3 separate regions of the Mus musculus genome follow, and regions 2 and 3 are each linked to region 1. The links are chromatin loops, found by intact Hi-C in ENCODE. Cell type or tissue: heart. All regions are shown on one strand. Links, peaks and the distances in the headings refer to the core of each region. The heading gives the core; the rest is flanking DNA. Region 1 overlaps Gm30895 (a long non-coding RNA gene). Region 2 has its middle 16 kb from the start of 4930413E15Rik. Region 3 holds the start of 4930413E15Rik (RIKEN cDNA 4930413E15 gene).

Region 1 (10,855 bases), core at 1,795-9,794:
GCTCACATTGGTGAAGGGTCAAGGGGCAGGCTAGAAATGGGTGTGCTCAGGGGACCTAGTTATGCAAGTCCACACAGCAAACGCTAAACGTAAACACTGGCTTTGGACCAGAGAGATGGTTCCATGGGTGAAGGTGCCAGCCACTGTCCCTGATGACCTAGTACAATTCAATCCGGGCTCCACACAGAAGGAGAGAAATGACTCCTATTAGTTGTCTTCTGGCTTCCACATCACATGAGCTTTGAGGCACGTTCGTGCATGAGCGCACACACACATATACACATTCACACACACACACACACACACTCTTACACACATACACCCTACATATACACAGGCACACACACATAGGCACATACATACATATATGTGCACCACGCATAGGCACACATACACACGCATATGTGCACCACACATACACCACACATATCTGCATCGCACACACACACACACACACACACACACAGAGGCACACACATACATATATGTGCACCACACATAGGCACACATACATAGGCACATACATACACTGCATATGCACACATATACACATATCTGTACCACATACACACACACACATCTACACCACACACATTTATGCACACATATCCTACATACACACAGACATGCACATATACACATACATATATGTGCACCACATACAGGTGCACACACACACATATGTGTGCACATATGCACACATACATGCTCACATATGTTTGCACACATGCACACCATACACATGCACACATAGACACATACATACATATATGCACCATGCACACATACATACATTCACACATGCACATGTACATGCACACATATACATGTGCACCTACCCACATACACACACACACACAATTAAAAATAAATACAACAGAAGATATACTGGTTTAATCACAGTGGTGGGAAGCTCAAGAGGAAGTGGGAGAGAGTTTGATCAAGCAAACTTTTTTACCTGATGCAAAAATCGGAGACAGGAGAATTGATCTCAACTTGCACATGGCATCTGGGACAAGGATAACTTCCGACAACAGGCAGTGAACATAATGGCCACACCTATTGACCACTACCTTTAATCTGAAGTGTCCCATTTACTCGAGCATCCAAGGATTGCTGGGGTTCACAGTATCTGTACCCCAAGCAGAATAATGACCAAGTAGTCAAAACAGCAGAGAACTCATCATTTATCCCCACACAGCTTTAACCCTTGACCTATTATTGACTTACTACATTCTCAAAACAAGAACCATGGAGCAGAGGAAACTGAGACACAGAGTTAGTTCAGTGGCGTGTCCACGACCCCACAGCAAAGACGTGGAAGAGGTGTGGCCTCTGAGTCCAACCCCTTAGGCCCTGCATTCCAGGTCTCTAAGATCCTTTAAGTCATGCACAGCCCTAACCACATCATAAAGTTATTCAGACGAGGTGCGGATGTTGCTGGTTGAATACTAGTCTTCTTTCCACCATTCTTAGTCTGAGTCCTCTCACAGTGTTCTGAGTAGCGGTCATCAGTCTAGTGGAATTGGCGTGCTTGGTAAAGACATGAAAGCAGGCAGAGCTGTGGTACAAGCTACCGAAACCAAAGAAGACTCTGCTGATGGTATATTAGAGAGCTAGGGGGATTGAGGAGGCACTCCAGAGTCAGAAACTGCCTGGAGACTGAGATAAGTATCTACTTGGTTGAAAGGCTTGCTGGTCACTCTCCCTGAAAGCAATTCCTTGTAAACGTGATTTCTCCTTATTTCTAGCTCTTTCTGCTCAAGACATTCAGTTCCAAGGGTACACTCATCAGCCTGATGCAGAGCCTTTGCCCAGCATTTCAAGACAAAGTCAAGTGTCATGAGTACCAGAAAGGGAGCTGGAGCGGGGTCTGTATGCTAGGGAAGCAATTCTGGACAGCCTCAAACACTTCACTACCACTGCCAGCCCTGTGCATGACCAATGGGCTTAACCAGACCCCTGAACTCCAATGGAAACAAGGACTGACTGGTGGGTTGATTGGCTGGGCTGCAAGCCACCACTGATCCAGTCCTGGGTGCTTCACCTGGGAGCTATGTCATTAACCCAAGAAGGTGCTTTTGAAAGCCTCTGATGAAATCAGCCCGTTGATTAACGCAATTAGCACCATTAAGACGGGAAGTTGTTAACCCGAATCAATTACCCACAGACATCTGTCACGCTAAGTGTTCCTCTCCGTCTTGGACGATATTGCTCCGTTTGGTGTTTCACAGTGATGACCATTAAAAATAAATGATTACTGTTGATTTTCTATTGATATAGCTATTAGTGCACCGGTGCCCGTGTGTGTAGGCCGCTTATGTGTAGTGTACAGAAAAATACATGGGCTAACAACAGGAAGTAGGTATTGACTCCCATCACTCACTCCGGGAGGTAAATATTGACCAATGGAAAGAGTCTATCTGCTGAGGACGAGCTAAGAGCAAAGTGTTCAATTTCTCCTTAATTACTTGTATCATTTATTATCACCAACAGAGGGGTCCAGATGCAAGAACACATTTCCCTCTGCTCTGGTGTCAGATTCAGCCATAACGCCAAAGGACTTTCTGCCAGTTGGCTCTCTGGCTCTCCTCCATCTGTCTCAAACATTAGCTTCTTGCCTCCTCTCAGAACTTCCAGCACATCGACCTGCATGTGCCCATTCTTATCCATCTTATCCACAATTAACTGGGACGCACTTTTCTAAATCCAACTCTTGACTCACAGAACAGTTATCAAGAATAAAAATGCTGAGCATGTACCATATTCTTTCTTCCCGTTTTTTCCCCCACAAACCTCAGAAGCTGTACTCTAGAAGCTTCATAAAGCCCATGATGATAGCTATTACATATGGGCCAGAAATTCTTGCAAGTATGGTCCATGTCTGAGCTAATTCAACCCCACCCCCAACCCCCACCCAACAACAACAACTTGTTCTGAAGGTCTTGATATTGTGGCCTTGGTACTGTGGAGGGAACCAAGTTAGAGGATGTGCGTCCCAACTGCCGAGCTGCTTGATAGAAACACAATCCCTGAACTCTTGTTTCTTTCCCTGCCCTGTTCCACGCATCTTCAGTCCAAACGTTTTTTACTTAAAGTTTGCTAGCAAGGGGTCAAACTTCTTAGATATATTCTCTTGGCAGAGTTTTTCTTTTTCACATATGTGAGAGCATTTGCACATAAAGGTGTGTGCATACGTGTGTGCATGTGTATGCATGTGTGCGTGCATGCACATGTGCACGGGAGAGTATCTGTGCCTGTGTGTGTCTATTCATCCCTTCCACAGAGGAAGACACTGGGATTCAGTAAACCCAAGACATTTTTTCAAGCTGAGAGTACAGGAAGAGACATCCACACGAGTCTCCTCACCCAGACTTTCTCCTTCAGGACAAGATGCAGTTCTGGAAGGAACACTGGGTTTCCTCACCTCAAAAGGGCTCGGAATGAACGCTGTAGGCATCCAGATGGCTCATAATGGTCTCTGTTTCTTTGAGAACTTGGGATCTGACTGCCGCATCCAGAAATACCTGCCGGATCAATTGGAGTGACTGAATTTAACAGAGCAAGTCGGCCTCAGCCGGGCAAAGAAGGAGGGATGCCCAGGGCAACTCAGAGTGATTAAAGAGATCACCACAGGAAAGAAAGGATCAATTGTTCCCAGCCTGGAGACTCAGACTCTAAGCATCCTTAAAAGGAGCTTTACGCAGATAGACCAGAAGGACAAGCCAGGCATCCCCTGGGACCTGGAGCTGAGATGAGAGTCTGTAGCTGGTTTGTGAAAACTGGGTATTGACTGTGTTTCAAAACCTTGCAGGGTGGAGGGGTCAGCTCTGGGGCTCTGAGGAAGTTGTGCAGGATTCAAGTTTCTGTAGTGGGGGGATTGCTTCAGAATCTAAGCACTTGAAGGTAGAAGAAGCAGGAAAGGAGAGTGGACAGGGAGGGAAGGACCAATGGGAGATCCCACAGGAGGCTGGGAAGATGGGGGATACAGGGTAGATTCACTCCTTTGGTTTATTTAATTTTATATACCAAATTCTGTAGACAAAATGAACTCCTAAAATTTTTTTCTCTCTCCCTTAAAAATCCCCCCCCCCCTGTGTGTGTGATGTGATGTGATGTGATGTGTAGATGTGTAGGTATTCATACAGAAGGTGGAGGATTCGGAAACCCTCTCCTCAAGCAGAATACATACAATAAGCACTTACTGTATACCACTGTTGCTTTGGTACTGGGGACCCAACAGTGACAGTACTGGGAACCAGACACTGACAAGACACAAAGGACTGAAGTCCCATGCCGCTGATGTGGGTACCACAGTGTACAGATGACAAAAGAGGCCTCAGGGAACTCACAGACTAATCCTGGGGGTGCAAGTCAGAAGGTCTACTTGGGGGTGCAATTTAGAAGGTCTACCCAGGGTAAGAGAGACTACTTAAGGATACAGATCAAAGGGTCTACTTGGTGTCCCTGGGTCAGCCGGTCTGCCAGATGCCCCCAAGTCATGTTGCTAGTACACAGGGAAAACAGGCTCCACCTGGCCAGGTTTCAGTTTCTGAAAAACCAGCCCAGGTCTGTCTCTAGATCTAATCTCACCGCTTCAGGAGTAAGGAGTTCTAAGAACAGGGTATGGCTGGAGGGGTGAGCCTGTGAAATATAAAGTCCACACATCTCAGCTCTCCCCTCCTCACCTACTCAACCTCCCTGGGCCACACCTCTAGGATGACATTACCAGGGGACTGTCACCTCTGAGGCTAAGAGTCCCACGTTCATCCTCAAACCCCTCCCTAGCTTGTCCCCACAATAAGCTCATAATTGTGACTGTCCCTGTACGGTACACATGGAGCCAAGAGACAGAAGAAGTTGGCTAGGACCTTCCAGGGTGCATCGACACTGGATCTCTTGTGTGAAATCTTGTGACCATCGTGGGCCTAAAATCACCAATGGCTCTAATTACCCTGAGGATAAAAATCTGTTTAGTATGATCTCCAAAGTCCCTGTGATAAGGATTGTGAGTCCCCTCCACCCCAAACCTCAGGTTGCTTTTTAAACAACTGCTATATATTATTTCATATAGAAAGGACTTAGCTCAGTGCCAGGCAGGACACTCAGTCAGCATTGGCCATTACCTTTGCTGTTTCATAGTGAGCCTCACTTGTTAAATAGCTAGTGATTGCAGTCATGGAAACTGTGTGTGTGTGTGTGTGTGTGTGTGTGTGTATGTGTGTGTGTGTGTGTGTGTGTGTGTGTGTGTGTGTGTGTGTTTATCTCTAAATCTTTCCTTGATATTATCTAAATTTAAATGCTACCACCAATCATGGAGTCTGGAGCTAGTTTAGGGTTCTATACCCTGGAAACAAAATGCCTTGGGCCAGAAGTGTCCCAATTTCAGATTTGGAAATATTTGCGTCTGTGCCACGAGTTATCCTGGGGACAGGACTCAAGACTAAACATGAATTGTATGTAGACAGGAGGTAATTTTATGTAATATTTTGAATCAACCTGCTTGGGTCTGTCTCCTTGTGGTCAGGAATATTATTCTGTTTGTGGTGTCAGGTCAGCCCTCAGAAAGGTCTGGATCTGGGAGCAGTTCGGATTTCAAAGTTGCCAGCTTGTCTTCAAACGCATCCACATCAGATCAAGCACTGGACCAAATGTCACCTGCCTTACCCCCGTGCACTCCCAGCCACGAGAGACAGGCGGTACCGTCATCATTTCACAGACGGGAAACTGTGGCCCCTGGAAGCTGAAATCTCACGGCCTGCTCAAAACCACATAGCTAGAAAGTGACCGAGCTTGGATTTGAACTCAGGCATGCAGCTCTCGCCTCCCACACTCTACCATGGCTGCAGATCCGGGCACAGGTACATGGAGAAGGAGGATTTTTTTTTCCTTTTTCTTATTAAATTTAAGACAAACAACCCTCCCTGGATCTCTCCCTCCCTACCCGAATCTAGTGCTTTCTACTCAGTCTCACTGCCCCGAGCGAGGCCTTCAGAAAGTTCCTTGGCTTTCTGAAAGTCCCCAGCTGGAGCCTTCCTTCCTGTTTTAGGTAGTGAAAGCTTAGTGACACAGGACCAGGCCCAATATAGTTTCAGATCTAAATTTAACAACAATGACCGGGCTCCAGCCTGACCCTGCGGAGAAGAAAGCAGAGAAGGGAAAGGAAAAAAAAATAAATAAAAAAATAACCTAGCGACAACTAATTCTTCACAAATTAAGACAATCCTAAGAGTTCCTTTCAACTGTCAGGGCGTATTCTTAGCAAGAGCGTAACACTTAAATCAATTCCAGGCTGTAAAAAACAGTATAATAACAGGAAGCAAGGCTACAGGCCTGACTTCCTCCTGGGAGGCAGGGGATTTGCAGGGTGTCAGTAGAGTGGCCCCGAAGGGACAGAGATGGAGCCAGGCAGCTCCTGACTCACCAGCAGGCTCTTATCTCTGTGTGACCTCCCGTGAGTTCCATCTGGGGTTGCCCACGCAGCCCCTGGGTGGGGCTCTGCAACTAGAACCTTCCATAACCTCCTGGCCACTTTCCTGGCCCATCTCCTCAAAACAGTGTGGATGAAAAATGCAAACCAGAAAGGGTGCACCTTGCATTCACACCTGCAGGTAGGGAGGACTCCAGGGAGCCCAGAGGGACAAGAGGAGAGGTACCAGGCTCCCCATATCATTGTTGTACCTGTGGCCAGGTCTGTACTCATGTAGAGTGTGGGTTAATGAGAAGTATGTACACAGGTTTGAACCCCAGCTCTGACATTTCCTGGCTGCGTAGCCTTGGGCAGGGAACAAGGCCCGGCATCCTCTGGGCCTCAGCTTTGAATCTGTGAGAAGATGCTATTGCCTGTCTGTCAGGGCCAGGGCTGACTGAGATCCTGGAGGTGGTATTTGGTGCAGTGGCTGAAGAGGGCCATGCTTGAAGATGTCCTGCCAACTGTTACCGGTTGTACCTTTACAGAAGCCTAACTCCAGGCAGCGGGGTACCCAGGCAGGGAAGTTTCTGGAAAACACGCCATCCCTTGGGCAGATGGCTCAACGGAAGGTTCCTTGCCTTTCATAATACCCTCTCTTTTCCGAAGAAGGCGGCCAGCACCACAGCTCTATGGCCCTCTCCAGACTCCTCTCTAATTCTCCAGTGTTCGGACACCTGTCCCCAGAAAAACCCTTCCATATTTAATACTTAATTCTTTCTTGCATCGTGCTTTTTCAGAAACTCACATTAAAAAAAAATCCTGGCTGTATCTCTTCTCACAACCATGTCTTTCTTGGGTTTTTGTTTTTGTTTTCTTTTTGTGTGTGTGTGAGGAATTCTAGTTTCCCACACAGGCCTCTACGGCCTGGGCCACTCAGCCCTCCCCTAACCTCAGCCTCTACCTGTGTTCCTCCAACCTGGTATTTCCCTGGTCCCCTGAGCCTCTCAAGCTCTTTCTGCCTCAGCATCCAAGCCATCCTCTGTCCTGGCTGCTTCATTCCGGCTCTTAAAATTTCCCTAATCCCCCTCCAGGTGGTAGCACCATCATCAGAGTTAGAGAGGAGGCCTTCTCAATCCACTTGATAGGAACAGGCTTCCTGGCTCTGCTCCCCAATCAATAGCTGCTCCTGAGAGAGCAACACATATCACCTTCTCAGCTTAGCTCATCCATCGGAGAGCCCATCTTGAAGGCAATCATTTCAAGGGTCTGCGAACCTTTCAAGGGCTCCCTGGATTTAACTCAGGAAACCCTTACAGGAGTGTGGGTCACCTCAGAAAAGGAAACTGGACGTGGAAAGGTTAAGGGCTCCGTGGGGGTCAGAAGACAGTTACCATGTGCCAGGGTCCTCTTCTGTCCCTGGCATGGAGTAGGTCTTCAACACAGAAATGGCTTTGCATGTACCTCCTGTGGACCAGAGTGGCTGACTGACATAAGGACCCTGGAAGGCTGGGTCCCGGCACTCTGTCTGCACTCTCCTCTGCTCTGTCTATGATGCTCAGAGGTTTTGCCCCTGCAAACAGTGTGTCTCCAGGATGCCTGGCTCTAATGAAGGCTTTCCCACAGCGAGGGACAGAGAGAGAGAGAGAGAGAGAGAGAGAGAGAGAGAGAGAGAGAGAGACTCCCTCAGGCAGGAGACCCCAGCAAGTGACAGGGCATTTCTCCATATCCCTGAAAGTCTAAGCCTCTCCTTGCCCTGCAGTTCAGAAATCTCATCTTTTAAGACTCACACCCCTGCATGTATGTAAACTACTGACCCTTGATAGATTCTGGGTGCTGGAGGGGCCCTGTTTGGTTTTTTATTCTTAATCGCCATCCCCTCCACTGTATGATTTAAATTCTCAACGTTTGAACCGTTGGGGGGAGGTGTGCTTTCTGTTTCCCACAGGGAGCCAACGACACCCAAGTGCTAACAAACCTCATCCCATTTCACAGATGAGCAAAATGAGGCTGACAAAAGAGCCTCCCAAGGTCACATGGTCTGGCTAAGCATCAGAGCTCAGGTACAATTGCCAAAACAAAACAAAACAAGCTGGGCAGTGGTGTCGCCCGCCTTTAATCCCAGCACTTGGGAGGCAGAGACAGGCAGATTTCTGAGTTCGAGGCCAGCCTGATCTACAGAGTGAGTTCCAGGACAGCCAGGGCTACACAGAGAAACCGTCTCAAAAAAACAAATCAAATCAAAACAAAAAATAACCCACAAAACAAACAAACAAAAAAACCTCACTTTGTGGCCATCGACTGACTGACGGGGTCTTTCTTGACCCTTGATCTTTTCATTGAAAAACCAGGGATCAAAACAGCAGTGTGAAGCCATCAGAGAGCTAATAGAAATTTATTATTATTATTATTATTGTTATTACTACTACTACTATTGCTATTATTGTCATTGGCATTGCTATAGATACCTCTTGGCTCATACCTGTCGTTCCAAGACTTTGAATTCCCTGAAAGTACTGAGAGAAACATGGATCGAGAGGAGTTACCGGACCCTTTACTCACAGGGCCCCTTCCTAACAAGCAGGTCTGTAACCCCAGCTAACCTAACTGGGTCAAAGTTGCACCTGGCCTCTCCTTTCCTGGCTCCCCTCCCCGCTCTGGGACAGGAATTATCCAGGCGCCCAGCGCCTCGGAGGGCCATCCCCGCTGTGAGGCTTTGATAGGGAAAGTATGAAGAACAAAGGCCATTGTTTCAAAGGCGGCTGGTGCCTCTCAGGCCACGGGCCAGCTTCCCGGGGGTGAGGCCTGGCTCCAGAGACACAAAGCCTAAAGTCATTAGGACCAGCGACAAACAATGACGGCATCCTTTCTATTTACCTGCGTTGGAGCTGGCTGCCAAGCGGGGAACAATGGGGTGGGTATGCAGGCTGGCTCACCCTAGCCCTGATGCTTTACAAACCCCATCTCCTTCTCCCTGACCCGAACTTGAGTAAGAGGGCTTCGTTCCGTGGTAAACTCCCATTCCTTGCCAGTAAAATGTCCACAGGTAGGGTACCAGTCCCTCCTCTCAAGTTCAAATCCAACGCCCAGTGAAGAAGACCTCCTGCAGGCTTTCCCCAGGATAGATTCTAAAGAGACACTTGGGTCCCCTCCAGCTATCAGATAATTAAAAGAGAAAAAAAAAAAGCACCCCCAAGAAATTACAAGATTCCTCCCGGAATTTCCTGATAGGAGGAGAAGTGATCTGACTCTGGGGGCTGCCAGAGGAGGGGCGTGTCTCCTAAAAAAGATTGACAGCTTGTCAGACGCCCTTGCGTTAGGGACTAGAAGCTGGGAGCAGTGGATGGGGTACCACACCTTGAGGCTCTGTACTTTCTATTTAAACCATACCCCTCAGGTCAGGATCCAGAAGATGGACTTGGTGCGGTGGGGGGGGGGGGGGGGCACGGGACGGGACGGGACGGGACATCGCTGGATCCCACATCCTTCTCAACATGGCCCCAATCGGATCAATCACCATTTGTTGCTTTTCACTATTAATTTGATTGCTTCCTCTGCCTTATTGAGGATGGGTGGCCACACCTGGCTTTTGGGACAAAGGCTGTGACCTCTAAGTCCTGTAAGTGTGTCAATCTGCATGACTGACATCAGGGCACCTCAGTGAAGTGACGGCTCTGGGGCGGGTTCTCTGCGCCTCTGGCAACCTCAGGTTTCTACACCTGCCCAATGAAAACAAGCCTTCCTCCCAGGAGTCAAGAGCCCGAACAAAGTAAACATCTTTGGAGATGTGACTCTGCCAACTTGGATAGCAGGACCTATGAAAAAGCTAAGCTTGGATCACCTCCAGGGGGCAGCTCACTTGGACGAGGTGTGCTGCCAGCCTGGGCAAGTGTCAACACAGAGGCAACACAGAGGACAGTACAGGATTCAAGTGATGCTCTCAGCACAGTGAGTGTGAACTCAATACTCGATATCAATAACAAGGATTGTACTATTACGTACAAGATTGAAGCCAGGTGCGGATGATGCTCACCTATGAGCCTAGCACTAGAGAGTCTGACATAAAAGAGTGGCTGTGGATTTGAAGCTAGCCAGAACTAAGTGGTGAATTCTAGGCCAGCCTAGGCACACAGAGTAAGACTCCAACTCAAAACCAACAACACTAAAAGGCCAAAGTACCATCGAGTCCAGAAATGGACACAGACGTCCTTGAGGGGTATTAACAGCGAGACTTATCCTGCAGAGGGATATGCCCACTCTATGCAAGAAGAGGTATAGATCTAGGAGGGAAAATGACAGGTGAGGGGGTAAGGGTGGGAGAGGCACTGTCGAAGGTGGGTCCTGTGGCATCGAGTGAGGCTCGCTCAGATCCCCTCCAGACAGGAGAAATAATAATGGCTCTTGTTTCTCCTCAGTGCAGCTCCCTGCCTCACGCCATTCCCTCCC
Region 2 (10,855 bases), core at 1,843-9,842, 91 kb after region 1:
CATACAGCCAACATTTATTGGAGACATACCTGCCTTAGTCTGAACCCTTCATAGATATTGGGGCATAAACAAAAGAATTCCAGATGAAAATATCTGCTCTACGAGGTTCATGGAAGAAGGGAGGAGGAGAGAGGAGACTAGAGGAGAGAGGAGTGGGTAGAGGGAGGGAGGGAGGGGAGAGGAGAGGGGAAAGGAAAGGGAAGAGGAGAGAGGGGAGGGCAGAGGAGGGAGGGGAGGAGAGGGGACGACGGAAGAGAAAGACAGCGAGGCTGAGATAACCCATCAGTTCCTTAATAGGTAGATAGAAGCAAAGGTAGAGGCAGGGAATTAATAATCACTTGAAAGGAGACAAACAAAGGATTTTTTTCCATCTGCGAAGATGATCGCGGTGACAGATCAGAGCTGGCGTCCACCACATGTGTCAGGCCCCCTCTCCGGCTGCCATTATTTATCTGTCCAGGCTCTTGTTTTTTTCCTCTTGCTTTAAAGTGAAATGCGCAAACAGTCTCACTTCAAAGGGGGAAAAATCCTCATAAATGTCATTTTACTGCCGGCCTAGAATAATAGCAAAACCTGTTCTGAAAGCGAGGAGGTGGGCGTGGGGTCCCCAGGAACAGCTGTGACTAAGAGGAGAGGCATGGCGCTGGATTCTGGAGGCAGGAGAGCCAGGCGGCTGAACCCAGCTGGACTCATCCCTCTGGCAGCTCGGAGCAGGTAGCATCCATCCAAATCCCATAAGTGCCTCCCTCTTAAGATTTAATTTTTTTTTCCCTCTTGTATTCATCTCCGTGTGGATACATACCTGTCATGGCACACGCGTGAAGGTCAGAGGACAACACCCAACCTTGCTTGTCAGTCATGACTTTCCACATTGTGTGAGACACAGTCTCTTGTTCTGTGTACACCAGGCCAGCTTCTGGAGTCTCCCTGCTGTGTTTCCCATCTCACCATAGGAACACGGGTTAGAGATGCAGTGGTTTCTTGGCTGATACAGCGAATCCAACTCAGATCCTTTCATTTGCTTAGCCAGTGCTTTATCCACTCAGCCATCTCCCCAGAGTCCCAGAGCCCCAAAGCCCATTCCTTTTACCGGGCCAAAAACACCTCTCTGACTGTCATGGGGACAAGTTAATAATGACTGTTGCAAGGAGTCACTCAAGAACCCTTCTACCCACAACAAATATGGTCCCCAGCAAGTTAGCAGATAACCTGTGCCCAACATCTCCTCTGCCACATGAGTCTTTTGCAGGTATTAGTTTTAGAGCTTCTAAGAAAAAAAAAAAACATAAGCAACAAAGAAACAAAAAAGGAAAAAGAAAAACCAAAACAAAACAGAGCTATGTCTCACTGCCCTGTTCCTGCCAGTGGGTTTGGGGAATGGGGTTGTCTCACAACTGTGGATGTTGAAATTGTGAGTTATCAGATGTGATTTCTATATGGGAAATGGGAAAGAGTCTTTAGCAAGTGAGCCAACATGTAGACCTGAGACCATGATGTCTTCCCATTCCCCTCTTCCTGGCTACCTTTCAAGGCAGAGGATGCAAAGCTCACTACTCACACTATCAGCTTCCCTTGCAGCTATGGGAGGGGGGTTCATTCTGGAAGCACCAGTGTCGATTAGGGAGATATTGGAAAGTTTATTTTTAAGAAACAGCTATGCTAACAGGCTTCTTTCTCTTCCCCTTCCCTCCCTCTCTATCCATCTCCCCCTGCCCCAGGAATATAGGACATAACTAACCATCTTGTGGCTGTGCATGTAAATCTGAGAGAGGGGCTGGAGAGAGAGCTCAGTCAATAAAGCACTTGCCTCACAAGGCTGAAGACATGGGTTTACATCCACAGAATGTATGCAAAGAGCCAGGCATGATCGTATGCACCTGCAATCTCAGCAAAGAGAAGATGAGAGCTGCAGACAGACAGACAGACAGACAGACAGAGCCCTGGAGGCTCTCAGGCCAGCTAGCCTGGTTCATGGGTTGAAGTTTCAAGCCAATAAAAGACTGTCTCTCAAACAAAATGAGTTAGTCTAATGACCGACACTCAAAGTTATCTTCTCACCTGTGCATGCACTGCGTGTACGCGCGCACACACACACACACACACACACACACACACACACACACAGAGGCAATCACACACATACACAGGATAAAAGCAAACCCATGTACAGCAGTTCCCAGGAGACCTTATTAACATCTGCGACAATGCCACCACCCACCCGCTGGGGACCACAAGCTCCTGAGGACGTTGGTGACATGAGCCCCTCTCTTCAGATTTCCTCAGAGGGATTGCTTTCTTAACGAATGCACAACACAAGAGAGGGGGTAACTTTCTGGTGCTGGAAGCATCCTGGATATCTTGTAGGGGCATGTTGGGCTTCTGCTCTGCCAACAGCCAGAAAGATGTTTCCCAAGAAAAATGAATGAGAAATGTGTCTCTGATATGCTCCGGCATTTAAACACTTGGTTATCAGTTGGTGGCAGTTTGGGGAAAGTGGAGGGAGGAGGTTACTTCACTAGAGGTGGGGCTCTGAGGGTGTGTCTCCAATCTAGTCCCTCTCCTTAGCCTTCCCCTTCTTCCTCCCCTTACCCCTCTATGTTTCATGCTTATGGCTGAAGATGTGATCTCTTGCTTCCCTGCTTCTGCTACTGTGCCTCTCTGCTGTGGTAGGTTCTTATCCCTCTGGCACAACAAGCTAGCACCAATTCTTGCTTTTAAGACCTGCTTTTGGTTGTAGTATCTTATCACAGCAACAGTGAGCAAACCCTTTCCAGTGGATGAGAGGAAATGGATCTACCCACTGTGCTTACTCAGGTCACTTCCCTCCTGACATTCCAGAATGCTGAGTGAGGTGGCATCTGACATGCTGGCCTGAACCAGGAGGGCCAAGATCCTGGGGAAACAGGATTCTTGGCCAGGGAAGGGATACCACGGTCACTCTCTTCCCTGTTCCTCACACTGAGGACCTGAGAATAATTTTTCTGTGGAGAGTTAGGGAAAGTCCCTCGCAGACATGGCTCATTTTCCCAGAGAGTTTTCTTCCTCAAGGTCTCAGCTGTTTACAGCAGGAGGCCAGGGGCCTTAAGGTGTCACAGCGGACTTACACTGCTTGTCTACTTGGTCTATTTCCCCCATGCCCACAGATATACATCACATTTCTCCAAGAGACCAGTTTGTCTACCCTCATCTTTTGGGGAAAATACCGTCTCCAGCCAGATGAGGTAGCTCTGTTAGTAAAGTGTTTACTGTGTAAGCATGGAGACCCGAGGAAATCCCCAGTGCATCATAGGCAGAGGCAGGCAGATCTGTATAGTTTGGGGTCAGCCTGGTCTATATAACAAGTTCTGGGCCTGCCAGGGCTACATAGTGAGATTGTCTCCCGACAAAGAGGCTTGTCATAGGCAAGCCTCTAATCTCAAGGCTTGGGAGGTAGAGTCGGGTGGATCCCTGGGGTTCACCGGCCAGGCAGTCTAGAATCAGAGAGCACCAGTTCATAGTGAGATCTTTTCTCTAGGAATGGTGTGTATAGCTCCTGAGAAGTCACACTTGAAGGTGACCTATGGCTACAGACACACACACATGCACAGATGGATCCTCCCCCGCCCCCCACGCCACAGCATTTGTTACCGTCTTACCTCAGGGTATCTCCTGTGTCTGGTTTGTGTGCTGTTCACTGCACTGGATCATGAGGTCTGAGAAGGCAGGTGTGCTGGGGAACTCGGATGACACTGGTGCCCCTGTAACCACCACCAGTGATAATTAATTGCCAAAAGCATTTGCTGAGTGACTACATGAAGGAAGAGATGAAGGAACTAAGGGATGAATGACAGCTGCCCTCCTATTTGATGGGCAGATGTGTCTGCTATTTTAAAAAAAGATGAATAAATATAAATGTGATATGAGCTTAATACTGTGAAATTTAAGAACGATATCTGCAGAAGAGAGAGACTGGATAAATTCAGCAAAATGCAAGTAGAAGTTAAACTCAGCAATGGTGGGGCTTCCCGATATAACCTATGTTGCCGATGTCAACAGAGGGAAATGCTTGGTTTTGTTAAAAACAAACAAACAAAACACACACACATACACAAAAACAAAACTAAGAATTGAACATATCAGTCTTGATTGACCAGGTCTTTTAACTTCTCACAACAGAGGGAACAGGAGGGGCACCATACACCTCTGTCACAGCAGAGGTCACACTGTGGGGACATAACCTTGTGTTACCAGAGCCTAGAGCAATGTCTGGCTCAGGAGAGAAGTTCACTAAAAATCTGTGGAAGGAGAAAGAGAAGGAAAATATAGGAAGGAGGGGGGAAGTGCAGAATGGGGAGAGGAGATTGGGTAGAGAGAGGGAGGGGAGAGAAAGAGAAGGAGGGAAAGAGAGGTAGAGAGAATAAAGGGAAAGAAGGGGAGGGGAGGGAGTGGGAAGGGAATGGAAGGGAGGGGAGGGAAGGGGGAGAGGAGGGGAGGGAGAGAAAGGGAAAGGGAGGAGAGGGGAAGGAGGGAGGGAGGGAAGAAAGGGAAGGGAGGGAGGGAGGGGAAAGGGGAAGGGGATGGGAGGGGGAAGGAAGGGGGAAAAGGGAGGGGAGAAGAGGGGGGGGGAAGAAGTGGGAGGGGAAGAACAGTCAAGACTCCCTGGGGAAGAGAGAATAGGATGAAAATCTCATCCTGAACAGAGCCTGTGGCTTCTGCTCCTGGACAGGATGGGACAGTCCTGTGAGCAAGGTCAGGTCTTGGTCCAGGCTCTATATCAACCGTAGGTCTACAACCTGGAGCCTAAGGAAACACAAGGACCTGAGCCCTCTGAGCCTTCCTTCGGGGCCCCTCTGTGGTATATGGCTAGTCAAGATGACATCCTCATCTGCACAGGAACCTGGAGAGATGGACAAACACAAAACATTCTGGAGTAATGCCAGAAGACGCAGGGCATGGTTACACATGCAACTCTTAACTGGTAGAAAGCCTAAACTGTATGCCATTCATCCATCCCATCTCTCTCTCTCTCTCTCTCTCTCTCTGTATGCATTGGTATAGGAATGTTCAGGTGTGCATTCATGAGTGTGTGCAGACCAGAGGTCAACCTCAAGTGCTATTCCTCAGGAGGAGGCCATCTTGACTTTTGTGACAGGGTCTCTTATTTCCCCAAGGCTTATCGACTAGTTTAGTCTGAGTGACTGGTGAGACTTGGAGATCTTCAAGATGGTTATAAACTTGCACCACTATGCCTGCTTCCTTTCCTTTTTTTTTTCTTTTTTTCTTTTTTTACATGCGTGTTGATTGGACAAATTCAGGACCTCATGTCTGTGTAGCAAAACATTTTACCAACTTCAGCCCTTAACATTTTTGCTTGTTTGTCCTAGAGATGGAACCCCAGGTCTCACGCATGCTAGGCCAGCTTTCTACCACAGAACCATAGCCCAGGCAGGCTCAGACTCTTGTCTGAGTTTTCCCCGGAAGAGCATTTGGATCTGGAAAAAGGATGCCTCTGAGGCTGAGAATCAGCAGACCTGACCTTCAGCTCCTTCGGTGCAGCCGCTCTGTGTTCCATGAGCGTTCATGAAAGTCTGTCCCACTGGGGAAGGAAGTCCGTCTGTGGGAGAGGAGAGGCGCAGCTCCCTCGGGGTCAGAGTAATTGTGTGTGATTAATGGCCAATCTCTTAGTGAGCCCCACACAAGGGCTCCCAGCTGCACACTCCTCCCAGTGAATTTAGAAGACCAAGTGCGTCCTCTCTTGCTTGCAAAGCCCAGATGTCAGCACCCTCAGCTCTGGAAACGTTTTGTAATCTGCAATTACGAGTTTTCCTAAAGTCTGGCCCGGGGACCAGCCATGTCTGGCCCTTTTGAACAAGGACTAAAGGAGCTCACAGGGAAGGAGGGAGAATCTATTGATTATCCATCATGAGTCAAGTCTTGTGTCACCCTCCACCACTAATTCCCTCAGTCTTCGACTTCTACCTACCATGATTATCCCCATTTCCCAGACAAGGAAACTGAGGCAGAGAGAGACAATGAGTCCTTTATGCCACACAGTAAATAGAAGGGGCAGGATTTGAACCTGGGTCATCAGGCTCTCTGTGTAAGGTTGTTTGGGAAATCCTATTGGCTTTGTTTTAAATCAACATCATGTCTTTGTCCTGGTCATCAGCCACTGCCATCGTTCCTCACCTGTTGATGGCTGAGGGTAAAAACACTGAATCGTCCCTGCTCCAGAGATTCAAGCCATGTTATCCACCTTTCCATAATCCAGAGAGGTGTTGGCTCTGCACACTTCCTCTTCTTTCTCCATGCACACCAGGCTTCTAGATCTTTCTGAACGGCCTCATGCAGTTGTGAGCATCCCCACCAGGGTGGTCTGTATCCCTTGTTAACTGTGAGTTCAAGTCAATTCCTCCCTGCTTTGTTGCCACTTGCTAGACATAACAATGCGGAGAAACAACAAAAGAAACTAATCCACGACTTCATTTGTGGGTTGCAGCTCTTATGCCTTCCGGTCCCACAGGCTTGTAGGACATTTTCTCTGCTTATCTGAACACAGCTCCAGGAAGGGGTGGATCCAGGACCCATGGGGAGCTGATGCTCTAGGAATTTGGCGATCCTTTCCAAAGAAAGGATGCTTGCAAATATAAAATTTGACGAGCCAGTGAATCCTTGGAAGGGGAAGAAATTACAAATCTGTACTTTTGAGAAAGCTAAAAATAGTCAAACATTCACTTCCTGACCGGAAGAGATTCTGAGAACTGGATAGTTGGGCAAATTCATCCTGGTCCATAAATCCAAGAGTTGACTTCTTTAAAAAAAAAAAAAAAAAGGTATCATATTCATGGTCCACTGTTGGTCAAAGTGTCCTGTAGAGCATGGCGGGCCTCTGGCTGCCACAAAATCCAGAAGAGCTGATCACAGTGTTTCAAATATACAGAACCTCACGTCTCTAAATTATGTTCATCCTGAAATTCCTAGCAACGAATGCCTAATCATTTCTTTTAGGATACTTTCGTAGGCATGTGTGAGCTCAGGCCTTGGAAGTCACTGGTCAACCTTGTGTGTCACCCTCGAGAGCACTGTCCACTTCCTTTGAGGACTTTTCTCACGGAGTTTATCTCACCAAGTAGGCTAGGCTGACTGGCCATGGAGCCTCAGAGATCTCCTCTCTGGTCCTCCCCAGGGTTGCGGTTCCAAGCTCTTTTGTGGTTCTGGAGATTAAACTCAGACCTCCACACTTTCCAGGCAGGTTACCTTACCAACCAGTTGATCTCCCCAACCCCTATACTAATAAAAAAGAATTACAGTATCTTCTATAGAAAGACTAGTATAGAATGTAGTATGTTTTAGCATAGTGGATAAAGCATCTTAATGTTTGGAAATAAAAAAACAAAACAAAACAAACAAAATACCCCACAGTTTACCCAGAGATCTAGTCACCATGAGTGGTGGCGTGATAGAGCCTATCATTCTTCTCAAATAAAACAAAGACGGCCAATAAGATGGCTCAGCAGGTAAACATGCTTTCAATTAAGCCTGACGACCTGGCTTCAACCCCTGAGTAGTGTTGAATCCCACATACAGTGGAAGAAGAGAGCACATGTCCCATGGCATATATGCATAGGTATATATACACATACGCATAAAATAGGTAGATTGGTGCAGGTTTAAAAATAAGTCAAATAGAAAGGAAAGAACACGAAGCACACATGCCTGTTGTTAGCGTTATCCTTGGAGCATCGTCCTGCCCGGGTCTCTTTAATGATTGATTTTGTTCCTCATAGAGATTTATGCGTTTGATTCAGGTTTTCCGCAAGGTAGCTTCAGGCTCTGTCAATCTCTCTGTCTTTCTTCAAGTACCCTCATGCCCCTGGAGTTCATGCTGCCACAAGCTCTCTCATACTGCACCACCAAAGCGACGGCTCCAGAGAGCAGACCCAGAGGGAAATGGGAACGTTTCTGGAGGCCGTTCCTGTATGGGGATGGGGGTAGGCTGGGCATTACTCCACTTAGAAAAAGATTCACTCAAGTGATAGAACTGGCCATCAGCATGTTACGAGAAATAAGCCAGATTCAAAGGCAGGGACCATGGATTCTCTTATGTAAAGAATCTGTATTTAAAACATGGACAAGGACCTCATGGTGTGTCTGACTCCTGAATCTGGATATTTATGAAAAAGACATAAAAGGGAAGAGAGACTGTTGGGGGGGGGGTAGTTAGAACAAGGGAGGGAGAGTCAGGAGAGATGGAAGAGGAGCACCAAGAGCTGGCACAGGGAATTCGGAAAATCTGGAATACTTATCCATCTCAGGGGGGCATGCAGAATGGTCCAGCTACTTCTGAGTATAATGTGCTCAGTCCTTAAAAACTGAACACAGGGGGATAAGGAGATGGTAAAAGTGCTTGCCACACAAACATAGGAACTCAAGTTCATATCCCCAGCAACAGTGTAAAAGCCAGGTGGGTGTGGCAGCCCATCTGTAATCCTAACACTCAGGAGGCAGGGGTGGGATTTCCTCAAAGCAAGCTGGTTAGCTAGGCTGGTCAAATGTATAAGATCTGGGTTCAGAGAGAGTTCCTGACTCAGTGTATAAGGTAAGGAACAATTGAGGAAGACCCTTAATGTAGGAGAGCCCAGCCCATTGTGGGAAGAACCATTCCCTAGGTAAGTGTGTCTAGACTCTACATGAAAGCTAGCTGGGCTTAAGCCTGCGATCACACCAGCAAGCAGCATTCCTCTAAGGTTGGTGGAAGGTCATATGCTCACAGTGACTAGAAATCTCGATCCAGTCTGCAGCCCTCCACCACACCATCCACTGTTTCTTTTTGAGCTGTATCTTGCTGGCCTGAAACACACTACGTAGGTGAGGCAGGCAGGCTGCCCAGTGAACCCCAGAGATCCACCTGTATCTGCCTCTCCAGTGCCAAGATTACAAGTCTACTACTGTATCCAGCTTTTTAAGTAGGTTTAGGGGATTGAACTCCACTCTCTGTATTTACACAGCAAATGAGTTACCAGCTGAACTATTTCTCCAGACAGGCTGACTAGCAGCTCAGTTGCTTCCAGTGCCTGTCAGACATTGCACTGAGTGACACAGCAATGTCCACGCAGATCTTCATGGCAGTTCCCTTTTGTTATTCCCAACTTACAGACGGAGAAACTGAGGCTCAGAACAGTGAGGCTGGCTCCCTAGAGCTCTTGCAGGTAGTCTGTGGTTCAGATGGAGGCACAGGAAGCCCCATTCTCCTTCAGCTCAGGGACAGTACCCTCTACCCTTTAACTGTCTTTTATTATTATTATTCTTTAACATTTGTGTAATATGTCATAGCACCTGCTTTGACGAGCTCCCTCAGGTGGTCCATCTCGTAACCAAAAGGACATTGTGCAACAGAGAGCCCGCTGTAAGTGTAGGATGCTGTCCAAAATCTAGTTAGAAAAACAAAGCCACTCAAGGCTTTTAATACAGAGGAGTTAAATATGAAGGACTTCAACTGGTTGATGGAGAGGCTGAGACGACCGACCGTGGGAACCACCAACCCAGCTCAGAGATCAGCAACAACTGCAGCCTCCGTTCTTCCGCCCCTGGGCTGGTGGAACAAAAAGAGGAGGATATTTCCCTGGAGTACAAAGCTGAAGTATCCCATGCTTACTAGAGCCCAAGCAGGGGCTTCCCGATGAGCTGAGGCTGTGCATGGTGTACTGGTCTGAAGGAGGCAGCTGCTAGAATGATAGAAATGGAATGTAGGTGCCTCACTTCTTTTCGCCACATGCCAGCCTTCCAGCCCATTCCCCATTGGCCTACCCTTTCCTGAAGCTCAGGCGACAGGAGTGGCCACCTGCGACATAGAGCCCAGCCCAGCAGAGAAAGGATAGAGGGCTCCCAGAAGACTGCAGGTGACCATGTAGGGCGCATAAAAGATGCGTAGAGAAATCGCCACGATTCCGATTTCCAAAGATGAGAGGCTAGACTCTGGATTCCAAAAGAGCACCCACTTCTCTTCTCCCAGTCGACTACAGCTAGTAGGTAAGAAGAGAGAAAGAGCCCTAGCTGTGGATGTTGAATTGCTTCATACATTCTTGACTGTACAGTGATGAGGGGAGGGAGGCTAACGAGTGGGCATGCACAGACTTCTGGTCAGGCTACAAGATGAAAAAATAAAAATAAAAAATAAAAGCCACTAGAGATTCATGGGATGGCTTTATTTTCATCTCAAAATAGAGACAAGCCTGGGGACCATGGGAGTGACATGCAAGCCTCATGGGGGTCACTGATAAAGAGATGTGGGGGAGCGCAGCCCAGAGCCCAGGAATAGCCCTGTCCACATGCTCTCCCAGTCAGAGGCTGACAGCCTTCCAGTCTAACAGTCAGCTGTCTCCTGCTTGAGGGTGTCACAGGCCTGAGCAGGCGACATCAGCCAGAGGCTACAGTTACCACTTCTCATCCACCCAGGCTTTGGTCCTGATTCTGTCTTCTGAGCCAAGGTCTAAAAAGTAGCCACAGCTTCTCCTCAGCCCAGAGCACAACATGTTTCTCCACTGATCCTGGTGCTCACACATGGCGGCTTCTTCTTCTTCTTCTTCTTCTTCTTCTTCTTCTTCTTCTTCTTCTTCTTCTTCTTCTTCTTCTTCTTCTTCTTCTCTTCCCTTCTCCTTCTCCTTCTCCCTCTTCCCTCCTCCTCCTTCTCCTTCTCCTTCTTCCTCTTCCTCTTCCCTCCTCCTCCTCCTTCTCCTTCTCCTTCTTCTTCTTCCTCTTCCCTCCTCCCTCCTCCTCCTCCTCCTTCTTCTAAATTTATTTTATGTATATGAGTACACTGTAGCTGTACATATGTTTGGGAGCTATCATGTGGTTGCTGGGAATTGAACTCAGGACC
Region 3 (10,855 bases), core at 1,406-9,405, 110 kb after region 1:
GGTTTCTGTCTATTTCCAATGAGCCTCCTCTAGCCTTACAGAGACAATTTTTGAGAGACAGGTGGCCTCGCTGCTTCTCTCCCTCCTCCCCCTCCCTCCTGTCAGAGCTCAGCAAGTCGACCATTTTACTCAGAAATGGGGGGGTTGGGGGAAACACAAAGGCTCCAGAAGGCACAGATTCAACCGAATCAATTAGATAAATTACATTTTATTGAGAATGAAAAAAAAATCAGCCATTCATTTTCAACACATAGATTTGCACGCACCCATGACATTGAGGTTACATAGAAATTCTTCGGGACTCCATTGTGTTAAAGCATGGTGCTGTTCTGACTTTTAAAAGAAAAGAGGAAAAAAAAAACCCTGTAAATGAAAAAAAAAAAAAAAAAAAAGGGAAAACATGGCTTATGAAAGAGCTAAATGTGGCAGGAACTACTTACAGAAAGAGCTGTCCTTGACCAGAGAACTCTCTTGTTGACTTTTTCCATGACTTGAATCACAAGGGACAATAATGATAAGGAAGTGAAGGTCCATAGGAGGGGCGGGGGGATTCTGAGTTTTGTCACTCCCTCACTGGTGCTGCAATGCAGTGGTTCTCAACCTGTGGGTCACGACCCCTGGGGAAATTACATATCAGTTATCCTGCGAATCTGATATTTACATTACAATTCATAACAGCAGCAAAATTATAGTCATAAAGTAGCAATGGCAATAATTCTATGGTTGGGGTCACAACATGAGGAACTGTATTAAAGGGTCACAGCATTAGGAAGGTTGAGAGTCTATGCTATAGGTCATGTCTATGTAAGAGAGTCGTGTCTGTGCCTCTATGTTCCTCCTATATGGTGAGGAAGGGCTGGAAGAAGTGACCACAAAGGCCCCTCAGAATTCTGAGCTTCTCTTGAGCCAAATGTTCATTTCTCTAAGTGATCTGCAGTCCCTTCATTTGGATTGAGTTCAGTAAGCTTCGTGCGGTTAAAATACACAAAATACTGACCCTGAAACAAACTGGTGAGTGGTTCTGAGACCAGGGTGTTCTGGGGAAAGGACTTAAACAGGAAATGAACCAGCCCACACAGGAAGCTGAATCTCTGTCTCAGGATGACCTGCTTTGAGTCTGGTAATGGGTCCAGTGTGAAGTACCAGGGAAGACATTGTGAAGCAATGAATGAAGGGGATTCAGAGTCTGGGTGGAGGGCAGCTTAGATAAGGACCTGGTTTTGTGCAGAACTGGGCTTCCAAAGCATCCAGTGACTGACTAGTGGACTGTCAGCTGCTTGGAGGTGATGGGGTTGCAAGGGGCTGGCTGGTTCCTAGAGAACACTGCTACTGCTGCAGGTCTAGATGAGCCAGTGCTCTGTGCCTGTGGCCGGCCACACCCCTTCTGGCCTTGGTTGGCATGACACCATCTTGCTCTCTGCTCTACATCTCTTCCATCCCTTTTCTCCTCCTTCCCTTTCTCCTCCTTTGGCTCTTCTTTCCTTAATTCATTGCCACTATCACCATCAATGCTATTTCCAGTGTTTCATGCTCTAATATATATATATGAAATACATTTACACGTATACACATACACACATATACGCATACACATACACACATACACATACACACATATACACATGCACACATACATACACACATATATACACATACAAGATATACACACATACATACATACATATATACACATACACATGTGAATATGTGACCATTTGCTAAGTCATTCTGCACTGGCTTTCCTACAACCATCAGAATTTTAAGGTGGTGATTTCTAATCATTTGGCATGTTTTCATTCCCTATAAACCTCTGGACAGGCTCTAGGTAGGCTTTACTCAGTAGGTAGCACCAGAAACAATGGAAAGTATCATGGCTAGAAGTATGTGTGTACCTCTGTGGGCATGTGTGGGCATGTGTGTGTGTGTGCGAGCGCACATGTGTGTGCTATCAACACAAGCTAGGGTCATCTATGTAACTGGTCTTTGGCTACTTTGTGGGCTCATCTTTCTTCCACCCTTCTCCACCCCTTTTCTTTCACCCTTTCAACCTCCTAACACTAGACAGGAGAGAGAAAGGACAGAGGGGAATCATTAGACTGCTTCCTGATGATTAGGGATGTCAAGTCCATTGGAGCAAGTTTGATCTTTACTGGAAGGATATTTATCTAACTTTCTTCTTCTTCTTCTTCTTCTTCTTCTTCTTCTTCTTCTTCTTCTTCTTCTTCTTCTTCTTCTTCTTCTTCTTCTTCTTCTTCTTCTTTTCTTCTTCTTCTTCTTCTTCTTCTTTTCTTCTTCTTCTTCTTCTTCTTCTTCTTCTTCTTCTTCTTCTTCTTCTTCTCCTTCTCCTTCTCCTTCTCCTTCTCCTTCTCCTTCTCCTTTCCCTCCTCTTCCTTCTGCTCCTCTTCCTCCTCCTCCTTCTTCTTCTTCTCCTTCTTCTCTCCTCCTTCTTCCTCTTCTTTTTCCTCTTCCTCCTCCTCTTCCCCCTCCTCCTCTTCTTTTTCTTCTTGTTTCTTCTTGACACATGACTACTTAACAAATTGCAACCAACAGCAACCAGTCACCAAACCAACAACAACCAACGATGCTCCCTAGCATTTATATACCCTCTGAAAAGTCCCCAGAATTCCAAAGGTCACACAATTGCAGAAACTATGTGCAGCTGACAAAATCACACCCCCAGATAGAGCACAGGGCAAATTATAGTCAGCTGCTGTGGACAATCTGAAACAGCCCATATCCCACACCTGGGTTTAAAATGAAAACCTATTTCCACGCTATTTTTGTGTGCTTTAAAGAAACCAAAGTTCTCACTACACATCTGGGAAGAGGAAGCCTCGTTTAAGGAGTTGCCACCATCAGATCTGTCTGGAGGCAAGTCTGTTGGGGAGATTTTTGATTAATGATGGACATGGGAAGGTCCAGCTCATTGTGGGTGGTGCCATCCCTGAGCTGGTGGCCCTGGGTTCTATAAGAAAGCAGGCTGAGCAAGCCATGGGGAGCAAGCCAGTAAGCAGCACCCCTCCACGGCCTCTGCAGCAGCTCCTGCCTCCAGGTTCCTGCCCTGACTTCCCTCAATGATTAACTGTTATTTGGACGTGTAAGATAAAAATGAACCCTCCTTTCCTAAGCTGGATGTGGTCACTGTCTTGTCACAACAGTAGAAAGAAAACCAAGAGAGAGAGAGAGATTAGAAGCAGTGTGTGGCTGGAGAAAGAAAGGAAGACCATGCCCACAAGCAGCCAGTACGGGGGTCCTGGGTCACAAGGCTCAGTTCTGATGTGGCCCTTCTGAGACACTGTGGAGACACACACATCTAAATGACGGGGGAAGAAAGATGGTTGGGAGTGAAGGAGATTTCTCTGCCTCAACTCTTCTGTCACAGACTGAAGTAGTTCCCAAAGGCATCATCTCTGAGATTGGAAACTTCAGCCCACCCTGTTCTGGATGGATGCCCGTCTGCAGCCAGAGGACGCTGCTGGGAACTGTCATCTGCTATGGGTAAAGCTGGGGAAAAGTGAAGGGCAAGAGACAGAGATGAGCACAATGGTACCAGTACCATCGCTGTCCCAACACTGGGGATGGAGTGACTGACGTCCAGAGAGATGAAGTCATGGGCTCAGACCCCAGAGCTCCCAAGTGGTGGAAGCTCTACACATGTGTTTCCCTAGAAGTATAAACTTGTCGCCACACTTAGCTTTCACGCGAACTCTGGAGATCAAATCAGGTCTTCAAACTTACAAAGGTTATTCTCCTCTAGGGTTGAGAATTGGTTCTAACGTCCTCCCAACAGCTCCCGGTCTTGGACTCCAATATTCCTCTACATCTTTCACTGAGGTCTCTGTAATGAGTCCCAGGAAGTGCGGGAGGGGTATTTTAGAGCACATGGCGGGGTAACCAGGAAGAGATTCTGCAACTCTGCATTCCACAACATCTCCATGTCTGCCCCTCATATTTCCATGATGACTACCCCATGCTTGCCTCTCGGCCAAGTCACCTGCTGAAGCTCGGAGTGAGGCTACTTTGTAGACTTCACTGAAACACTCGGAGCCCTCTGTGTCCTCTGCTGGATGGTGGGAGAAAGATTGTGATGTGCCGCCCCCCTCCACAGGGGGCATGGAGGCCAAGAATGAAGGAGACTTAGCTTCTTGTATAGAATGAACACTTACTAACTGTTCACTTGTTTATATCAGGCTTTAGTAAGAATTATAATGATGATATCTCCATCATCCAGGGAAGTGTCCCTAACAAGAAAAACCAAGGGATAAATGAAGTTCAAATTATAATTTTTCTCTGAGTCTACACAACAGTTAAAGGTATATATCTTCATGGCCGGAAGCAATTACAGGCTACCCGTTTGCTTTGTCTTCATGAGGGGGAGCATGAACCCATCAATTGTACAGAAGACCAGGCTACTCAGACTCTTAAACTGACTCATCCAGGCCCCGATGTTTGCCCTTCCTCTGTGGAAGCCTATTCTCAAGGCAACATCGACCACAGCCATCTTGCAAACACATCAGGCTGACTCACGGCTCTGCTCATCTAACAGTGACTTCCTTTCCTCTCCAAGGAAAGCCAAGCCTTGCCCTTGGCCCATGCCACCTGCATGCCCTGATACCCTGGCCTATCACAGCATCTCCTTCAGCTCCCTCCCTCTACTCTCGCTGCCTTGATTATCCTCAGCAATGTGACCTCTGACTGAGCCTCCTTCTGGAATGTTCTTCCTCTGTGACCTCATGGCCTACTTTGACAATTCTTTTAAGTCTTCGCAAAGGTCACCTTTCTACAAGGCCTTCACCAGTCACATGGCTTAAAGGATAGTCTTTCATCCTGACCCGACTGTCAAGACTCAAACCTTCTTCACAGATCACGTAGTGAAGGGGGTAGTGGTGTGTTCACAAACAAGGAGGCCAGAGGTCCATGTTGAGTGTCTTCCCCATTTCCTCTCCACCTTATTCTTTGAGACAGGGTCTCTCACTGACAGTAGACTAACTCATCTCTTTGCCTGTTTACTAGTTTCATGTATGGTCTGTCTTCTCAGGGAACTGCTGTCCCTATAGAACAACTGTTGAACACCTTTGGGTGCAAGCCATCTGAAGACATGGCTAGCTGTGAGCCCTGGGGAGGGGTTCCAGGAGACTCTGCCATGACTGTGCTGGAAAAGATCTTACAATGCACAGGACAGGCTCCTGCGATGGATTCTCCAGCCCACGTGTCAGCTAAACTGTAGACGTCCTTTGAGCTGCGTACATCCCGACATCTAGAACAGGGCCTGCATTTAAGAGTCACTTCATTAAGCCGGGCATGGTGATGCACGCCTTTAATCCCAGCACTCGTGAGGCAGAGGCAGGCGGATTTCTGAGTTCAAGGCCAGCCTGGTCTACAAAGTGAGTTCCAGGACAGCCAGGGCTATACAGAGAAACCCTGTCTTGAAACCCCCCCCCCAAAAAAAAAAGAGTCACTTCATCATTATTTAGGTGATGAATCAGCCCTGGAAACAGGTGCCTGGTGAAGACTTTCTGATTCACTGAGGTCTCAAGGAATGAAAAAATTCCAACTCAAATTAGTAACAGGGGAAAAAAAGGCGCTGTCTCCACAGTGAGAAAGATCCAGACCCTTGTTTGGGAAAAGGTTGCCTTTCGTCGGAAGGAGAGATGACCCTTGGTAGCCCCTCCCGGAATTCGCACATTGTGTTCTAAGTTTAACACATCTTGTACTCTTTTCTGCTGAAATCCTTGGCTCCAGCCCATAATATCCCTGCATCCAGGAAACCATTATGACTGGCCAGGGCAGAGGTCACTGCTATTGTAACCCACTTCCTCCATGAGGGTTTTAAATTTGGAAAAAGCTCTTACTACTATTGTACATGATGTCAACGCTCCGATAACCTTGGAATTCTTTTTATTTGTCTCCTTTGACCACTGAGTCCCCAAATCAGTCTTTTAAAAAAATTTCTGTGTAGGAGGGGGCTTTCCTCAGAACACAATGTTAACAAGCATCGAGTCACAGCCAGCCCTGCTGGTATTTTCCCAAAGGGCCTTCAAAATGAAACTGCATTTACCAAAAAAAAAAAAAAAAAAAAAGAGAGAGAGAGAGAGAAAAGCCAGGATTCCAAGGGAGTAGCAAATAATTTTAGTCACATTAAGGGGTTTGCCGAGAGCCTGTGTCGTCTCTGGAATGGACTGTCCACCTAGCACATCTGGAGATGTTGTATGCCGGTGGTACAACTGAAGCACCAGAGAGATCTCTGGATTAAAGGACCACAGGGACTGTCAGGGCAAGAGATGGGGGTGTGTTAAACCCTGAAATTCTAGACAATAACGGTAGGAGAATTACTATGACCAACAGTGTGGGAAACACCAGGTATATCGCCATTTGGGGGAGAAGGCATGTTAAAGAAAAAGGAATCTGGGAGGCCTTTGACACGGTAAAATGGAAGTCAGGAAAGACTACTCTGGTCCATTCTATGAGTGTTCGGTCCTCCCCTGTTACTTGTGAGAGATGCAGACAGGAAGTAATCATAGCACACCAAAACCCATCCTCTGTAGAGAGCCTCCGCTGTATACTCTCGCCGGTGAACACGGGTGGGTGTGTGCAAACATGAGGATGTGAACCAGCTGCACTCATGTGGAGGTCAGAGGACAACCTCGGTGTCAGTCCCCAAGTCCCACCTTTTGGTTGGGTCAGGGTCTCTCATAGGCCTAGAGTTTCCCAGTGTAAGCGATCCGCTGCCTACCTGCGTCCAGCATCACATCGAGGATGAGATTGAATACAATGCATCCTATTGTGCCTGCTTTTTTATGTAGCTCCAGAACCTTGTGAGTACCAACGGAGGCATTTCCCCAGTCTCTGAGCTATATACTTAACCTCTTTGTGACTTAGTTTCCCCCTCAGTGTCAATGCTGCTTTCCTCCTAATCTTAGGGCACCCATACTGTCTTATGTGCGTGCGTTGTGTCACATGACTAATAACAGCCAATGGAAGGTAGGAGATAAGTACGTCTGAGGCTGCAGAGAAAGAGGTCTTCACTGCCTACAAGTGACGCTGGAGAGACAAATGCCACTCCAGCTGCAGGAGCCTTGGTCACCATGGAGCCTTGTGACCCAGCTTTTCCTGGGTCCTGTAGCCTTTTCTAACTTCCCTACCAGTGGTATTTTCTAGAATCCCCTCCCCTCCCTTCTACATCTTACATGCAAACTGCAGTTGCTAAGGAAGATTTGCACCCTAAAACAGCTATCCTAACCCACTGGGCTTTGCTGCCCCCCTTCTGGAATTAATTATCTAGAGATCAGCAAAGCTCAGTGGGAGACCATCCAGCCCTTAACTCCAAATTCTCCCGGTGAGTTATCTTCTGTTTTGGATTGTTGCTCTCAGGTCAGATTTGGGATGATGGAGAAGATACACACACACACACACACACTCTCTCTCTCTTTCTTTCTCACACACACATACTCTCATATACTCATACACACTCATAAACACACACACACACACACACACACTCACACACATACATACACCCACACACTCATAAACGCATACTCATACACACACTAACACACAGGCACACACCCACTCCAATGCACATACACACACACTCATACACTAACACACAGGCACACACTCACACACACTAATGCACATACTCATACACACACACGCTCATACACCAATGCTCACACTCACACATGCTCGCTCTCTCTCTCTCTCTCTCTCTCTCTCTCTCTCACACACACACACACACACACACTGGCATGCCAAGACCAGGAAGCATGTGGGAGAAATAGCCAACTATGGGGAGGGGGGGTCACAGTGTGAGTCACTTCTCTGCCATCTCATGCCACAGGGACAGTAAGGACAATTCTCATTCACTGTATAAGCACCAGAAGTAAATCCAGAAAAGGCAAGTACTCTTCCAGTTTGTCCGTCTGCCACCCTGCCAGGGGGCTGGAGTAGGTGCAGTCTGTATAAGAACCCAAAGTCCCAGCTCAACCCTGCCCCAGGGCACACAGCATGGTCTTCAGGAAACATTAAGAATTCTGGACAAATCCTTCAATCCTTCAGTGCTCAGGCCTCCAATCTTTAGCTGTTGGCTTATGAGAGTCTCTGAAGAGTGTTGTGGTGTATCATCTGCTGCCTGCATCATGTGCCCACAAGAGGCCTTGTCCTGCAAGCCAAGACTGAGGCAGGTAAAGGAAGAGTCCTGCAGTCTCGGGCCCCTGGTTGTGGACAGCTGTGCTAGAAGTCTAAGCATCTCAGGCTTCCTGTCCAGGGCTCTCTTCATCTAAAGGGACCAGAATAGACTCACGCAGGGCAGACTGAGAGTGCCAATGAGCTAAGGAGTGTGGGGGTGACCCGTGACCCGTGATGAATGTAGAGGAGAGCATACTCCTTCCTGCTCCCCACTTATCATGAGGCATAGCTGAAGCATGTCTCCCTGGTTGCATTAGGACAGAGCCCCAATTACCCACAGTGCTGGTTTACTCATTAACAATATCTTCCTCATCTTTGTTCCCCTACCAGAGCTGCACCAACCTGACATCAAATCCTAGTTGTTTCTAGAAGAACCCAACTTCACACTGGCCTTCCACCACTAAAGACAGAGATAAGAGAGCCTGCAGGCAGGTCTGGGCTTGTAGCTCAGCTGGTCTCAGCAAGCTTGATGCCCTTAATTCACCCCTAGCACCCTATAGGCCAGGTGTGGCAGTGCAGGTCTATAAGCCTAGCACTCAAGAGAGACAGAGGCAGGAGGCTTAGGAGTCTAAAGTCACCCTTGGCTATGTAGCATTTTGAGGTCACATAGGATATGAGAGTCTCCCTGTCTCGATAAACAACTAAGTAAGTACGTACACACGTAAATAGCCCTATGCAATTTATCTGGTCAATGCTGAGGTCATTGGCAATGGCATCTTGAATTGTGTTACCCACAGCATCAGCAACATATCCAATCCCAGGCAGGTGGGTGGCCTCTGACTAAAGTGCCCTGTACAGCAAAGAAGTGGTCAAGACCACGAGTCAAGCTACACAGTGGGAGAAAACATTGGTGAGTCCTAGACGTAACAATCAGTCAAAAATCCAAACAGTAAGAAGTTGTCAGACATCTCAAGAGTGAACATAAACCAATGACCCCATTAAAAATTGGGCGAAGACTGAGGACTGGTTCTGCGAAGAAGACATACCCTCACTAACATGTCCCTGACAGAGTATGGCCTATAATGGTTGAGCGATGGGGAAAATGGATAATCCAGGGATGGCTGAGTGGTTTTGGAAAACATGGACTGCACACACAATGAAATATTGGTCTCAGCAGAGAAGGAGCCTCTGATGAACACAAGGACATGAATAACGCTGAAGAATATTCTACCAACTGGGGCCGGGATGCCGGTTGCGTAGTTTAAGGATAATGAAATTGTCTGGAATTCAAGAAGCCCTGGATTCCTTCTTCAACCCTGCACAAAAGAAATGCAAAACAGTAAGTGTAAAATAGTCAAATGTCAGGAGCTGGGGGCAGGGAGCAGGAAATTATATTTAAAGGGTCTGTTTTCTGTTGCTCAGGAGGGCAAAGTTCTTGAGGTCAGCTACACAAACACGCATCAGTTAACAACAGACGCAGCACACTTACAAGTTTTGGAGGGTAGATCCCAGAGTGCTGTGTCAGTTTTTGACCACAAAAAAAAAAAAAAAACAAACAAACAAACAAAAAAAAAAAAACAAAAAAAAAAAACAAAAAAACCAGAACAGGTTGGGGGGCTCGGGAGACAGCTTAATGGTTGATGTGCTTGCCACCCGGGAGTGGAGCCCAGGACCCTCCCCCTCCCCAAATCCCATAGAAATGCAGAGCAGGTTACAACAGCCCAAACTAGTCATATCAGTGAGCTCTGGGTTTGATTGAGAGAGCCTGCCTCCAGGAATAAGCTGAAAGAGCAAATAGGGATGGTGACCCCAGGCCTCCACATGCAAGTGCAGCCACATATTTGCACATGTCCATACATGCATGCAAACATACAACAACACACATGAAAAGCAGGGGAAAGAAAGTGCAAGAGACCCAGGTCATGTTAGGCATTAGCAATCCAGCTCTTTGCCCCATTCGGTGCTGAAACTCTCCTGCCCACTGGGACACTGGAGATGCTCACCCAAATGTGGTACCCTTGTCAGTGGGTGTTAGGTTCTTTGTCTTACAGAGGATAATTCACTCCAGGGGAAGGGTCACCACCGGGTAAGATTCTACAAGGCTACAGAGATTCCCCCAGCTTCCACTGCAAATGGAAATAAAGGTGTATGGGACAAAGAAGTTTCCTTGCCATACAGTCCCTGTCTGATGCTTTTCTGTAGCTAAGAATACAGGCTCCAGGTTCTTGGAGTGTGTGTGTGTGTGTGTGTGTGTGTGTGTGTGTGTGTGTGTGTGTGTGTGGCTTGGCGTGCCACTCAGGGTCTGTGTGACCGACCTGCCCTAGTGATTTCACCTTCCACAGCCTGTCATGTCACGCTACGGTCATCATGACAAACCAACCACGGGACAGTTGGGGACTTTGGATGCCGTGATGGAAACAAGGCACCCAGCACATCTGGTGACTCTCATTGCTGGCTGTGAGTCTCATTATCTCACTCCTGTGGTTGAGTTTGTTGTAGCCACCCCGGGGCTGTCAGAGCTTAAGTGTTCTGTTTCCAAGGCTGAAATTGAAAGCAATACATAGGATGTGTCGGAGAATTGAAAACGACTTCTCCCTGCAGAAGACTGTGACTCCAAGCCATTTGCATAGGGATCGCCTCCAAGAGTGAACGTGACTGTTTCTAATAATCCGCCCAGCTGTCTCTGCAGTGCCTACAGCTTGGCAGGGGTGTCTCTCAGATGGAC

Evidence for each region. Hi-C counts contacts between places; a loop is a spot of excess contacts. Peaks named below come from ENCODE experiments on the same cell type or tissue, not always from the same donor. Only the 100,000 strongest peaks of a DNase experiment are listed, where the experiment ranks them.
Region 2: it touches region 1 in a loop (3-fold over the local background); 5 of 42 quality-filtered maps call a loop at or near these places.
Region 3: a loop joins it to region 1, with 11 times the contacts of the local background. A loop is called at or near these places in 5 of 42 quality-filtered maps.

What each region holds. Positions count from the first base shown.
Region 1 is chr5:119,053,944-119,064,798 of GRCm38, reverse strand. The region is part of intron 1 of Gm30895 (a long non-coding RNA gene); the gene reads right to left. Among named protein-coding and RNA genes, the nearest start is that of Gm30895, 5.7 kb to the right of the region's middle. In heart, for the core only: a CTCF peak has its summit at 6,433; DNase peaks (open chromatin) are centred at 3,728, 6,018, 6,408 and 9,188; H3K27ac peaks cover 2,205 bases; H3K27me3 peaks cover 1,659 bases.
Region 2 is chr5:118,962,703-118,973,557 of GRCm38, reverse strand. No RefSeq gene overlaps it. Among named protein-coding and RNA genes, the nearest start is that of 4930413E15Rik, 16 kb to the right of the region's middle. In heart, for the core only: no CTCF peak of the experiment used is centred there; DNase peaks (open chromatin) are centred at 5,597 and 6,537; H3K27me3 peaks cover 551 bases.
Region 3 is chr5:118,946,147-118,957,001 of GRCm38, reverse strand. 4930413E15Rik (RIKEN cDNA 4930413E15 gene) reads right to left here and starts at 4,663. Exons shown (of 5, transcript NR_040694.1): 1 at 3,979-4,663; 2 at 3,739-3,838; 3 at 441-617. In heart, for the core only: no CTCF peak of the experiment used is centred there; a DNase peak (open chromatin) is centred at 5,761.